Linked DNA regions of Homo sapiens: region 1 is linked to region 2. Evidence: read pairs that join two places in POLR2A ChIA-PET (ENCODE). Cell type or tissue: B cell. All regions are shown on one strand.

Region 1 (4,000 bases), 77 kb before region 2:
CTTGCGGGTAATTATTTTGACCACCTGCCCAAGGTATTGTTCAATTTTTCCACCGTATATTTACTATTTTCTCCCTTGGAGCTAATAAGCAATCTATGGGGAAACACTGGTGCCACGAAGACATCCTACTCCTCATCCAAATTTCTTTTTAAGTTTAGCTTTCACTGATGATTCTTGTCTCAACCAATCTTTGCTATAATGATTGCAGAAACATAATTTTCCAGCTCCACCCCCTCCTTCTGTGTTTATTGTTCAGGATTCTGCTGTCAGGAGGAGACTTCTCTTGTCCTTCATTTTTTTTTTTGTTTTTCTATTTATTATTATCATTTTTTAGAGACTGGGTCTAGTTCTGTTACGTAGGTGGGAGTGCAGTGGCATGATCATAGCTCACTGCAGCCTTGACCTCCTGCGCTCAAGGAATCCTCCTGCCTTAGCCTCCTGAGTAGCTAGGTCTATAGGCTTGTGCCCCACGCCTGGTTATTTTAAATTTTTTTGTAGAGACAAGGCCTTACTATGTTGCCCAGGCTGGTCTCAAACTCTTGGGCTCAAGTGATCCTTCTGCCTCGGCCTCTCAAATTGTTGGGATTACAGGCATGAGCCACTGAGCTTGAGACTGTTTATTTTATGGATTCATTGATTCCTATTATATTTAATGAGTTATAATCCATAGTGTCCTTATTTATTTTGACACTCAAATTGTCCCAGATTTGGGTCATAGGAGCATCTTCAGGCTGGCTCCTGTATCCTTCGGCATGCTCTCCTCTTCTGCTTTGAGGACGTCGTTGATTTCTAGGCCTGTACAATACTCCAGGCTCATCTTGTGCCTTCCCTGTCTCAGCTCTAAGACTGTCGATGTCTCTAACAAGCCCTCGGTCCTAGATCTGGTTGTAGTTGTGTTATTGCCAGTGGGTGTCATTGCTTCTAGGGTGTTTCAGTGGCCAGAGTTGGGATAAATATGTGTGTGTGTTCACATATGCGTAAATAAAACCATACAATAACTATAATATGTATGTGTGTGTATCTATATCTATATATGGTTGTATTATTGGAAATATACATTCATATTGAGATCTCCAATTCTAATTCAATGCAAATGTTCTTCTTTCACCCAGGACTGTCCACATATTTTGCAGAGTCCAAGTAAAATGTAGGACTCCGTTTTCAAAATTTATTCAGTATTTCAAAACAGCAACAGCAGAGCATTAACCCAAATAAAGGGCAAGGGGTCCCTGCCAAACCTGGGGCCCCGCATGATGGCCTTGGTCTCATGCGTGCGAAGCAGGCCTTGCCTCCATTATGCTCACAGGGAGAATGCTGGCTCACAGCATTGACAGCGTAACGCAAGATTGTCTGCGGAATTTGGGGACTATGTGAAAGAAAAAAGCAGAATTTAGAGGTGCTAAATTATAAATCTTTCACCTTTTTTCTCTTGTCATGTTGTTTTTTAAAATTTGCTATTTAATGTTATTCAAAATAAAGAAACAAGTTATTAGCATGAGTTCTACAGTTCGTCCTTATATTGTGCAGTGACAATTTTACATGCAAACATAAGCGCATTTAACTCATAAGTGGGTTCACCACAATCACACAACTGGTATTTCCCAGCTTGTATAGGCATATGTATCTTGTTCTTATGAGAACAATGGAGATATTGTACAAAACAAACTCACTGCTTTTATTCACCGCTTGATAACGCTCATGTTCTGCCATTGCTGGCTACCCTGGACGTACGTACTAATGAGTGAGGAAGGTCTGAAAGGAGAAGGAACTGTGGGTTTCACTGGCTTTCCCTTTCCTCACTTCAGCATGTGTACTTGGCTAATACAGGGAAGTAGGAGGTCAGGATGAGGCTCCTTAGTGGTTAGAGTTTCTTAGAACGTCATTGCCTTCTTTCTGCAGTCAGGGCAAGTTCTGGGTCAAACAGAAAGTGCGGTGTCTCGGGGCTGTTGGCGTTCTTACTTACTCACTTGTAGACATAGCACGCTTCCTTTCAGCCCCTTCTACTCACTTGCTGAATTCCCAGCCATCAAGGCAGCAAGCTTCACTTCTCAAACATCAGTTCAAAGATCAAATTACTGGCCGGGTGCAGTGGCTCATGCCTGTAATCTCAGCATTTTGGGAGGCCGAGGCGGGCGGATCACCTGAAGTCAGGAGTTCGAGACCAGCCTGGCCAACATGGTGAAACCCCGTCTCTACTAAAAATACAAAAATTAGCCAGGCATGGTGGCGGGCGCCTGTAGTCCCAGCTACTCGGGAGGCTGAAGCAGGAGAATCGCTTGAACCCGGGAGGCAGAGGTTGCAGTGAGCCGAGATGGTGCCACTGCACTCCAGCCTGGGTGACAGAGCGAGACCCTATCTCAAAAAAAAAAAAAAAAAAAAAAATCAAATTACTAAGAATTTCAAGCTGGCAATGACAGTGTTAAACCATGTGTAGTGTCCTGAGCATGGGGCCCTGTGCGACGGAGCAGTTCTCATGTCCGCTGCTTTTCAAGGATTTTCCTGTCTCCCCTCCCCCACGCCACTTCCATGGTCTGGAAGCCACAGGCAGAGCCCCTAAGGTGGTTATGTTGAGATTAGGTGTGGAATTCTTGGCATCATTTGAAGTTACTCTGTATCCCAGTAATGCTGAAAGCATGTGTGTCTTATTTGTACTTCTTGATAAACTTCTTTTTGGAGATTGCGTAGAGGGTTTTTAATTCAAGTGGCTGCTATTATGCCTCATGCTAGGAACCTTTTTGGGGGTGCTTTTCTATACTATTATAAAAATTATATAAGGCTAGGCACGGTGGCTCATGCCTGTAATCCCAGCACTTGAGGTCAGGAGTTTGAGACCAGCTTGGCCAACATGGAGAAACCCCATCTCTACTAAAAATACAAAAATTAGCCAGGGATGTTTGCGTGCACCTGTAATCCCAGCTACTCAGGAGGCTGAGGCAGGAGAATCACTCGAACGCAGGAGGTGGAGGTTGCAGTGAGCCAAGATTGTGCCACTGCACTCCAGCCTGGGTGACAGAATGATACTCCGTCTCCAAATAAATAAATAAATAGAAATTATATAAATATATTTAATAAAAAAGACTAGTTAACTTTTTTTTTTGTACTGGATCATACATTCACAAATTTCAAACATAAAGAGGTTAAAGAGGCTGGGTGATGTGGCTCATGCCTATAATCCCAGCACTTTGAGAGGCTGAGACAGGCCAATTGCTTGAGCCCAGGAGTTCGAGACCAGCCTAGGCAACTTGGCAAAACCCTGTTTTTACTAAAAATACAAAAAACTAGCTGGGCATGGTGGTGCATGACTGTAGTCCCAGCTATTTGGGAGGCTGAGGTGGGAGGATCACCTGAGCCCAGGAAGTTGAGGCTGCAGTAAGCTGAGATCGTACCACTGCACTCCAGCCTGGGAGACAAGAGTGAGATCCTGTCTCAAAAAAAAAAAAAAAAAAAAAAGTTAAAGATTTTTAAAAATTCATTTTTTAATTATTTACTGCTAGTATGTAGAAATGACAATTGCTTTTTAAAACAGTAGTTGTCAACATGGGCTCCCCTCCCTGGGTCTTCATCTTCCCTGAATGGCGATTCTTCAGTATATTTTTACTTCCCTATATGCCCAAGCAGATTATTTTTACGTTTTTTTTTTTTCAGCTGTTAGATAAAGATACTGAGATACCAAGAACATAAATAACTTTTCCTAAACAAATTTAAGACTGAATTATAGACTCAGTGATCTAGGATGATTTATGTACTTATTTATTTTCAGAGATGGTTGCCCAGGCTGGTCTTGAACTCCTGGGCCCAATAAATCCTCTTGTCTCAGCTTCCTGAGCAGCTGGGACTACAGGTATGCACCACTGCACCTGGATAGGATGATTTGGTCTTGTCTTAAGGAGCAACACATACATATATTTTTTTCCCTTTTCCAGATTCCGGGGTCTGTTATCTGTGTGATGAGGCCATGGGGAAAATGCAGTGAATATAGGCTTTGCCATAGGTAAGACGT
Region 2 (4,000 bases):
TTTGTATTTCAGCTGGAGAGAGTTTACCAGCCACACACTTGGATTAGGATGGGGTTACCATAATCTATGCTGGCACAAGTGAGAAGTGGATGTCTGCTGGGGGCTGTCAGAAAAATTGGTGGGGAAAGAGCTCTGCTGCAGGTACCAGCGAGCCTTGAGATGTTGTGGACTGTTGGCAAGCTTTCCAGGCCTAGGAATTTAGGCCTGGCATCACCACGGCCTGGAGGGCAAAGGAGAAGGACTTCGGACCCAAATCCAAAAAAATGAAGTAGGGAGAGGAGGCCAGGTGGAGTTGGAGGGGTGGACAGGGGCTATGCATGTCTCTGGAACCAGGTTCAGGGCACCTAGAGTTTTGTGATGGAGTGCCAGGTGTAGGAGGGACATGGTAGATCCAGAGGTGCTGCATCCTGAGAGCCTCCTGCCTCCTGGGGCAGAGACACAGCGTGGGGAGGCTGATGGTCCTGACGCTGGTGCCAGGCCTTCTGTGGCAGAGGATTCTCCTCTGCTTCCTGCCCAGCCCTGCATCTGAGGCCAGGATGTAGGCAGGCTCAAAGCAGGGTGAGGACATGTGTATATGCATATGTGTGCATGCGTGAGTGTGCACATTTGTTCACATGCATGCACACATCTGTGTGCATATTTGTGTATGTGCATGTGCATTTTGTGTGTGTGCACATGTGTGTGTTGCTTCCAATAATATCCCCACGTCTGGCCTTCCTACTGCACGCAGCCACATCTAGAGGCAGGCAGCTGAGCCAGGTGAACTGTCAATACCCATCTGGCTTTATTACAATGTGATTCGGGGACTCTGCAGAGAGCACTCTGCAGCAAAGTATGACATGGGATCTTTTTCAGCTATGGACTTGCCAGCAGTCTTCTGCAGCCATGTCTTCTGGGCCAGCCTTGTAGGGAATTGCCCCTCCCTATTCCTGCCCAGCCTGGTTCCATCTGGTTGCTGTCAGGCTCCCAGCTGCTGGGTGGAGAACTGCAGTGGCAGAGTTTGCTCATCTGGATGCTTAATAAGCAGGCACCCTCCCTATGCCAAAGCAAAGCCTGCAAGAGAGGACTCTGATGGGTTGTGGGCAAGAGCAGCATTGGCTTTGCGATCCCCAATCTCATCGTGACCTCCTGGGTAGGGGAAAGGGAGCCCCTGGCAGAGGCTGTGGCCTCCTCTTCACTGGCAAGATGTGGACTTTTCCTCCTAGTTATGAAAGGGCCATGGGGCATGTCACACATTGAGGGAGGTCTAAGAAAAGGAAACTGCCACCCATGTTTGACTGTGATGACACTGGTAGAAATGCCATCCCGGAAGCAAGGATAGAGACCGCCTTCTCCCTCCCCTTGCGTTTGTTTCCATGTGCTTGTTCCCATTGGGAGTGGGAGGATGAGTTTAGAGAGTATTGAGATGATGCCTTTATTTAGGTGAAGCAGAGCTTGGCCAAGTCTAAAGTCAAGCTCTATAGATGGAGCCTCGCTAGAGGGCTGCCTCTGAGGAGCTAGGATTGCTTATAAGAACCAGGGAGGAGGAAAGACAGTGGAAAGGGGTAGGCAGGGATGCAGGCTGCCCATGGAGCAAGGTGGAGAACCTGTCACAGGGTACCCGGCCTTTTACAAGGGCTTTTCGGGGAAGGAGCTGTATCAGAGGCTGTTACTTGCCTCCTCAATATCCATTCTTCCCTACTGTTGCTATCACAGGAAGGTGAACACGTGCCCAGCTAAAAGCCTATATTTCAGTGTCCCTTGCTGGAATTGTGGCCAAGGAGATGTAAGTGGAAGTCACTGGATGGGATTCTGGGAAGGCTTTGTGAAGGTGGCTGACCCAGCTGGAAAAAGTGACCTTTTGTACTTCTGTCTTCTCCTTTTTTGTATCTGCAAAGAAGTGGAATGACTGGAGCTCCAGCAGCCATCTTGTGCCTATGAGGTGAGTTCTGGAGAACAAAATCCCACAGCCGAAGGTGGTGGAGCAGAATGATATAGGGTACCTGGTTCCTGCTGACAATGTGGAGCCCTCCTATGCTCCCTGGTCATCTCTCCTCAGACCATGCCATGTGAAAGAAAGTCATCCCATAATGTGATTAAGCCATGCTTACTTTGGGTCTCTGCTTATAGCAGACAAAAGCCATTTCTAGATAATTCAGGAGACTAGGCAATACAGACTAGCCTGCTTGCAAGACAAGCTTTCTTAGTCAAGCCTAGGTCTTCACATAGGACTCTTATTCAAGGAATTAGACTGAGAAAAAAGGCAAAGAGGAATCTACATGAAAGAGTGTATTGTGGTGAAAGTTAAACAGTCAAAAATAAACAGTAGTGTCGTTAACAAAATGCCCTTCTCAGTGTGCTCAAACACTTCAGAGTCCTGTTTTCTCAGAATCAGGGGATTGAAAATGACCTTAAATATCATTTAATTTGTTTAGCCCCACTCCCCTTTTTTCTTTTCTCTTTTCCCCTTTTCTCACCCACAGAAAGTCAGTGTCCTTCTGTTTGTGCCTGCTGGCCTTTTGCTGCCAATATCTGAGCAAAGTTGCTCCATATGACCCTGTGATATTGGCAGATCACAAGATTTGTCTCAAGTCATTCAGTATCAGATCCCAGAAGTAGCAACTCTTCTTTTGCTGATGCCTATCCATCTATTTGTCTATCTCTCCATCCATCTATCTACTTATCCATCCATCTGTCCATCCATCCATCCATCCATCCATCCATTTTCATCCATCCATCCATCCATCCATCCATCCATACATCTATCTACTTATCCATCCATCTGTTCATCCATCCATTAATCCATCCATCCATCCATCCATCCATCCATCCATGCATCCATCCATCCATCCATCCATCCATCCATCCATCCATCCACCCATCCATCCATGCATCCTTCCATCCATTTGTTCATCCACCCATCCATCCATCTATCTTCTCTCTCTCTCTCAATCGTCTGTTTATTGGTTGTTTCAAGCACTGCGGCTACACAATTTAAATACATAATCTTCACAACAACCCTATGAGCCTTGTTATCTCCACTCCACAAATTAAGAAATGAGGCTAAAGATAATAAAGTAATTTGCCTAAGGTCAAAGAGCTAAATGCAGGATAAGGTTGGAAGTGTCTATGTGGTTCCAAAGAACCCAACACACTGAACCACTTTGCTAGGCTGGCTTGTCATGGGTTATCCTTCCACATGACAAACAAATAGAGAATTCATTCCAGCCAACACACGCTGATTGCACAAACATAAAAACAGATCTTATAGAAATATATATTTGATGGGCTTCCAGGTAAAGACTTTTGTACAGCCTATCATGATTTACTCTGGCCTCAAAAACTTGCTTTAAAAGCCCAGAAAAAAAAAGTGTGATGTTAAAAGTCTTTGGGTCAGTTGGGTAAGAGGACATCACCAGAGTGGCAAATCCCAATGAAATGGAAGCTCCATGGCCAATAGAAATGGACCCTTGTTAGATTGTGGCTTATTGTAGCAATTCAAATATATTCACCTTTCAAATCATGTCTTTTCCAGGTATTATGACCACACAGGGGAAAGCCAGGTTAGCCCCCATCTTAGAGGATGGTCCTTTTCTGGATCACCAGGTTATAAATTTGTCCTACGACATAGGTTAGCGTGTACTCTTGGCCCTTCAAAGGATGTGGTATTTTGGTGTTGACCTTCAAGACGTTCCATAGTATGTAGTCGTTTTAATTTTGCAGAGGTACAAGTTCAAGGGATATCTGAGATGAGATATTTAGCTAGTGAGGAGGCAAGGGGGTTAGCGAACCCCGTAAAGCTCTTCAGGTGATGAAACGTTGTTAAAAGTATAGAGAGCAATTTGGTAAGAGACAAAAACTTAATGAAATTTGAAAAGACCATTATCTTGTGGGATGGGGATATTTATAGGAAGGGTGACTCAGGGGGCAGGGACTGCTGGGAAAAGCCAGGAACCTGTAGAATCATTAGGATCCAGTCATTTGGAGCTTCCTCCAGGTCTGGGAAGACATTCTTTCCCAG

What was found. ChIA-PET counts read pairs that join two places held together with the same protein. Peaks named below come from ENCODE experiments on the same cell type or tissue, not always from the same donor. Only the 100,000 strongest peaks of a DNase experiment are listed, where the experiment ranks them.
Region 1: POLR2A ChIA-PET joins it to region 2 with 6 read pairs; 10 of 35 experiments call an interaction of 5 or more read pairs at or near these places.

The regions. Positions count from the first base shown.
Region 1 is chr10:6,265,596-6,269,595 of GRCh38, forward strand. It overlaps a transcript of PFKFB3 not described here. Among named protein-coding and RNA genes, the nearest start is that of LINC02649, 59 kb to the right of the region's middle. In B cell, no CTCF peak of the experiment used is centred here; a DNase peak (open chromatin) is centred at 1,856; H3K4me3 peaks cover 505 bases.
Region 2 is chr10:6,342,860-6,346,859 of GRCh38, forward strand. No RefSeq gene overlaps it. Among named protein-coding and RNA genes, the nearest start is that of LINC02656, 5.5 kb to the right of the region's middle. In B cell, no CTCF peak of the experiment used is centred here; no DNase peak of the experiment used is centred here; H3K27me3 peaks cover 630 bases.